Linked DNA regions of Homo sapiens: region 1 is linked to region 2. Evidence: chromatin contacts called from ENCODE Hi-C or POLR2A ChIA-PET data. All regions are on one chromosome and are shown on one strand. The core of a region is the stretch at or near the end of the contact, and the rest is flanking DNA. Distances in the headings are between cores, read along the strand shown.

What was found. Hi-C counts contacts between places; a loop is a spot of excess contacts on that map. ChIA-PET counts read pairs that join two places held with the same protein, here RNA polymerase II (POLR2A). Pooled maps may share reads with other maps.
Region 1: a loop to region 2 is called in a pooled map, with 5 times the contacts of the local background. The contact joins the enhancer-like site here to the promoter of ATAD1 in region 2. A Hi-C loop is called at or near these places in 2 of 37 single-sample maps with no recorded cell type and 6 of 50 pooled maps. POLR2A ChIA-PET finds 5 or more read pairs at or near these places in 3 of 52 experiments (AG04450, H1 and activated naive CD4-positive, alpha-beta T cell).

What each region holds. Positions count from the first base shown.
Region 1 is chr10:87,914,894-87,917,593 of GRCh38, forward strand. The region is part of intron 2 of PTEN (phosphatase and tensin homolog); the gene reads left to right. Among named protein-coding and RNA genes, the nearest start is that of PTEN, 53 kb to the left of the region's middle. Within about 2 kb of position 1,326, at least 3 of the 41 ENCODE cell types and tissues checked have a DNase peak (open chromatin) inside an H3K27ac peak, as active enhancers do.
Region 2 is chr10:87,816,792-87,819,491 of GRCh38, forward strand. ATAD1 (ATPase family AAA domain containing 1) reads right to left here and starts at 1,435. Exons shown (of 10, transcript NM_001321967.2): 1 at 1,376-1,435. It also overlaps the pseudogene CFL1P1. RefSeq lists a silencer at 1,533-1,582.

The DNA.
Region 1 (2,700 bases), core at 76-2,575, 98 kb after region 2:
TTTTTTGTTCTTGAGATGGAGTCTTACTCTGTTGCCCGCCCAGGCTGGAGTACAGTAGCATGACCTCGGCTCACTGCAACCTCTGCCTCCCGGGTTCAGGCAATTCTCCTGCCTCAGCTTCCCAAGTAGCTGGAATTACAGGCGTGCACCACCATGCCTGGCTAATTTTTTGTATTTTTAGTAGAGACAGGGTTTCACCATGTTGGCCAGGCTAGTCTCGAACTCCTGACCTCAGGTGATCAACCCGCCTCAGCCTCCCAAAGTGCTAGGATTACAGGTGTGAGCCACTGCACCCAGCTCTTAGACAAATTTTTTATTCCAAACTTTTTTTATTTTATCATTTGAAAGGTATATGTTTATTATTTTGTCAAAAATAATTTTAAAACGTATTCTTGAAGCTTATTTAGATCTGTTTCATAGGAACTGTGAAGAAAGTAAAGAATTTAAAAAATGAAGACAGATTTTCTCACCCTGCTTATGGGTGCTTCTCGTGCTAGCCTTTTGCAAGTGTCGGGAAGTGTAACCTGCAGGAGGCATCAGGGCTTTGGGCCTGCATGGTCTGAGTGCTGCCCTGTGAGTTTCAGAAGGCGCAGCAACCTGTATACCTGAAAGCCATCTCTGCTGGGGCAGGTACCTAGTGTCCCCACCTACCTGGGTCGTAGTCAGGCCCTGGGCAAGCCTGCTATGCTTTTCCTTCCCTAATCCCTCAGGGGTGGGATAGAGAGCACAGTGGCCTCCCAGGGAGGTAGAAGCTGCTCCAGACTAACAATCAGAGCTGCCAGTTCTTAATCCCCAAGACCGCCAGACTTCACAAAGACATACCGAGGTCTGTGCTGTCAGTGCCCCACTACTACACTCCCTTAAGTAGCCCCACATTCTTGTGCTTGTTTCTTTTTTCTGCTCTCTTTCCTTGCCCAGGTAAGAGGTCTGCCCATAAGGGATATTTTGCAGCATGTGAAGCTTTTTAAAAAGTTAGGCTTATTGAAGTATAATTTACACACAAAGTACAAAAAAAAAAAGACTGTGTTCTCAAATCTGTGAGTCATTAATGGGTTTAGATGTTTATATATTGAAATTATTGGAAGTAAGGTATGTTTATATTAGAAAGATTTGTAGTCTAGATTATCCAAGTTTTGGGAGTATTACCTCTCTGCTTTTGTTTATCTACTTTTTTAGTCTCTACTTTCCAAGTATCTATAGGCAAATTTTCCCATTTCCCTTTGGAAAGTGCTGTTTTCTTGCTTTTTTTCCGCCTTTCCATTGTGTCAGACTTATAAGGCAATCAGCCAACTGTGGGCATGAAATCCTTGGGAGGAAAGAGAAGGAAGTGGGAGGGGCAGCCATGGTGAATGTTTCCCTAAGTTATAGTCAAGTTCTTTGAGAGAACATAACCTCATCCCCTTTTTAAACTGTTGTAATACTTTCTTTTAAATAGATTGTTTATTCTCCTGCAAGTCTCACAGTTGTTCACAGTGGTAGGTAAGAAATCATAAAGTTCAAATATTAAAGGGAGCTCACAAAAGAGCATGGTTTCACCAGCCCTCACTAAAAACAAAATTATGGGAAAATGCTGTAAAAGAAACCAGAATTCTTGGTTGCAAATGATAGAAAGTGACTCTGATTTACCTAATCAGAAAGGAATTTTTAAAAAAGTATTAGGTAGGTCATAGTTTGACAACAAGACTTGGAAGATAGGTGGAAGCTAAGGGAAGCAAGACATGGCCCCAAGGTTTCAACAGGAGCAATCTGCTTAGGACTTTGCTGCTTGGACACTTGGTGTAATAGCTGCTGCCACTATGCCTCGAAACTGGTGACTCTGCTCATTAACTCACCTCCTCTGGTGATCTCTAGGAATAATCTCTGACTCTCCTGTACCTTGTCCTCACTAGGATTCGGTATCCACGGCAAAAAGATCTATTAATAGTTGGTATCAGGCCTGTACATGTGTTAAGAGAAAGATGAGGAAAGAAGTATCTGCTTCTAATCTCTTGAAATTATCTCCAAATTGAAATGGTATTTTGGTTGCCTAACAGCCTGAAGATGACAAATATCCCCTACAAATTTCTCCTATTTTACCCTCTTCCTAACTATATCTGTAATTTAAAGTTTCACATATTCTTTTGAAAATTGTTTTCATTGTTTACCCACTTTTTAAGAAAAGCAAATGGGAACATACTACCACTGTTTGGCCCCTTTCAAAAATTTTATATCTGAGGAATCTTCCATATTGTTGTGGACATCTACCTACCTGATTCTTTTATTAACTACCTTTTATTTCATTTTATGATCATGCTATCATTAATAGGCCCCTATGATGAATATATAAGTTGTTTCCAGTTTTTTTTTTGTCATTGAGAACAGTTCACATATGTATCTTGTTGTCTTTTCCAAGTATATCTTTAAGGCAAATTCTTAGCAGTGGAGTTGCTAGGTCCATTGCGTCTATGGTTTAAACTAGTGCCTTCAAAAATGGTATTTTATATACTCACTGTTTAAGAGTGCTTCTTCCTTCTATCCCCACTAACTTTGGCAAACTGAATAGTTTCAAACTTTAACTTTTTATAGCTTGTTGGCAAAAAATGGTATCTTGTTATTTGATCGTGTTTTTTTAATTGTGAGGTTTAGCGACTTTTTGATGTATTGGTCTTATGTACTTTCTGGTGTGTGTGTATGTATATACTGACCCTATTTTCAACTTAT
Region 2 (2,700 bases), core at 185-2,684:
CTCACAGAGGAAAATAATTTAGACAAGATAAGGGTTTTATTAACCTAATCTGTGAAAAGCGGTGGCATTCCAGTAAAACGTTTTCGTTTTAGAGTTGGTAGTGATAAAACTACCAACCAAGTCATCTACTGGATATTCATTGAACTACATGAACAAATTAGGGCTGTTATGAACACATCCCAGTCATCAAGATAGTAACAACTTTTAATCCCATAAAAGGTCAACACACAAAACCCGTTTATATCCTTCCCAATTCTGAAATTTTTAATGTAATAAAGACTTAGGTCTACTAAGGCCACTTGTAAAATAGTAGTCTACCTTTTTAAATTACTTCAAAATCCTTCAATGAAACTGAAACTTGTTTTGTAGACTGTAACTATATATACTTTATTGTACACTCATGTATCATTCATTTGGTATTGATATACCTAAAATGTAAGGCTGTTACAGCAGCAATACCATCACCAGCGAACATACAATAAAAGCTGCATGCGCATACAACAGCAGGGAGCGTATTTCAATCCTGTATAAACATTAGGTTCAACAAAATGAATACACAAATATGTACATATACGATGATAGTGCTGTATGCAACTAAGAAACATCCTAAAACACTATAACCTAGAGTTATTTGTTAGGCAAATATGGTATCAGGTCGTTTCATTTTAAGTTCTCCATTTCCGAGTGGAAAACCGTGAAATCGTACTACCTCATCTATGAGCAATTTATTGACATGTATAGCATTCATAGCATAGCATTCACTGTAGTATTTCTCTCCTAATTCATTGCAGTATTTCACAAATCGTTTCTCAAACTCAAAAGTCCCAGTTTTGCAGGCATAAAGGCCCTACGAATACAGCCTATGACAATGAAGGCCTGCCAATCTTCACAAAGAGGGCAGGTTATTATTAACATCACCATCTTTTGTGAAAGCGTGCCCGGCCCTGAAGAACCACCTTCGATTTTGCACAAGGTGGTGGCCGCGCCTGTGCGACAATCAGACCTGGTTCATTCCAGCCGCCTTCGTCTAGGTTCGCCTGGTTCTGAAGTCTTCCGGGACGACCTCAAACCCCCACAGTGACCAGGATGCCGACAAAGATTCCCTCGGGAATGGCACGAGTCTTGGGGAAGAGCTAAGCAGACCCTAAGGGCCCAGGCCGGGCCGGACGCCAAGGCGAGGCCCGGGACGCCCTTGGAGGTTAATCCTCTAGATACTAAGGGCTGCGGGGCGCTTGGGGGCGGCACTGAGGTAGGGCGTGGGAGAAGACCGGGGTGACCTTTCCTCCGGGGGTTCCCAGGTCCGAGACGGTCCTTAAAGGACCTCAGAAGGATACGACAACCATCCCATGAGGCCCCACGGGAACCAGCTACTCACCCAGGGGCAGAAACAGCAAGAGCAAGTGCCCTCAGCCGGCCTCACACAGGAAGGAAACGCAACCTGGGAGAGAACGCTTCCGGCGGGAGGCGCGGCGCACTCCCTCCCACGGAGCATGCGCGACCCGCGGTCGCCGGCGCGGAGGGGGCGTGCTCCCAGGCTTAGAAACAGTGAGGGAGAGCAAATTCGCGCACCTGATGTCTGCTTAAGCTACCTGCTAGACTGAGACTTTCTGCGAAGCCGGCGTGTCTGCGAGCAGCACTCGCTAAGGCTCTGCGTTTAACAGACACTACCTTTGGGAAGGCGCTTATCACAAAAAGTCCCTGCCCTTCTCGCGGGCTCGGGGCGCAACCCTGACAAATCGGGCAGCCTTCTTGAGAGTGCAGAAATGCTCTGCGTACCCAGCAAATACATTCTCTCCTTCCCACCACTCTGTGCAAACCCTCACGCCGCGGCTTTGTGTCTGTACTTTAGCCAAAACGCAGAAGCTTATGGCCACCCTCCACTCCTCACCCCTCATCCCTCACCACCTGCCTTTCAATTCTCGGGTGAGCTCACCCTTCTCCCCCATCTCTGTGCTGACAAACACCTCGGGGTGGCGCCTGACAATCTTTCCGCGAAAAGATTTAGCAGCCCACGCCACCAGACTCGGTAGTTAGGACGGAATAGGGCATCTGGTAACAGATTTTGCATTTTGGTGATTTCCCTTTTTCTTTCACCCCTTTTCCTTTCCAGAACGAGCGACGTGACACAAGAGGTCCCAAGGGAGCAAACCTGAAAGCCAGAGCCTCCTGAATACACAAACTGCCGGTGGGCCAGATGACATTAGACACTCCTGAGATACGAGAAGCATCACTTCCTTCAGACAGAGTCGGTGAGACTATGATGTAATGAGAGTTCTCCCTGTGTTCCTCAGGAAGGCAGCTTGTGCCTTTCTACTTGAGGCATCATCTTTGATGGCTAAAGAATTCTGCAGCTTGGCCAGCGCGGTGGCTTACGCCTGTAATCCCAACACTTTGGGAGGCCGAAGCGAGAGGATCACTTGAGGTCAGGAATTCGAGACCAGCCTGGACAACATAATGAGAAATCGTCTCTACAAAAAAAAAAAAAAAAAAAAAAAAAAAACCACCTAAAAATTAGCTGGATTTGGTGGCGCATGTCTGTAGTCCCAGCTACTTGGGAGGCTGAGGTGGGAGAATCGCTTGAGCGTGGGAGATCACGGCTGCAGTGATCAAGCCACTCCACTCCAGCCTGGGCGACAGAGCAAGCCCCTGTCTCAATAATAATAACAATTTTGCAGCCTGATTGTTAACGAATGTTACTAG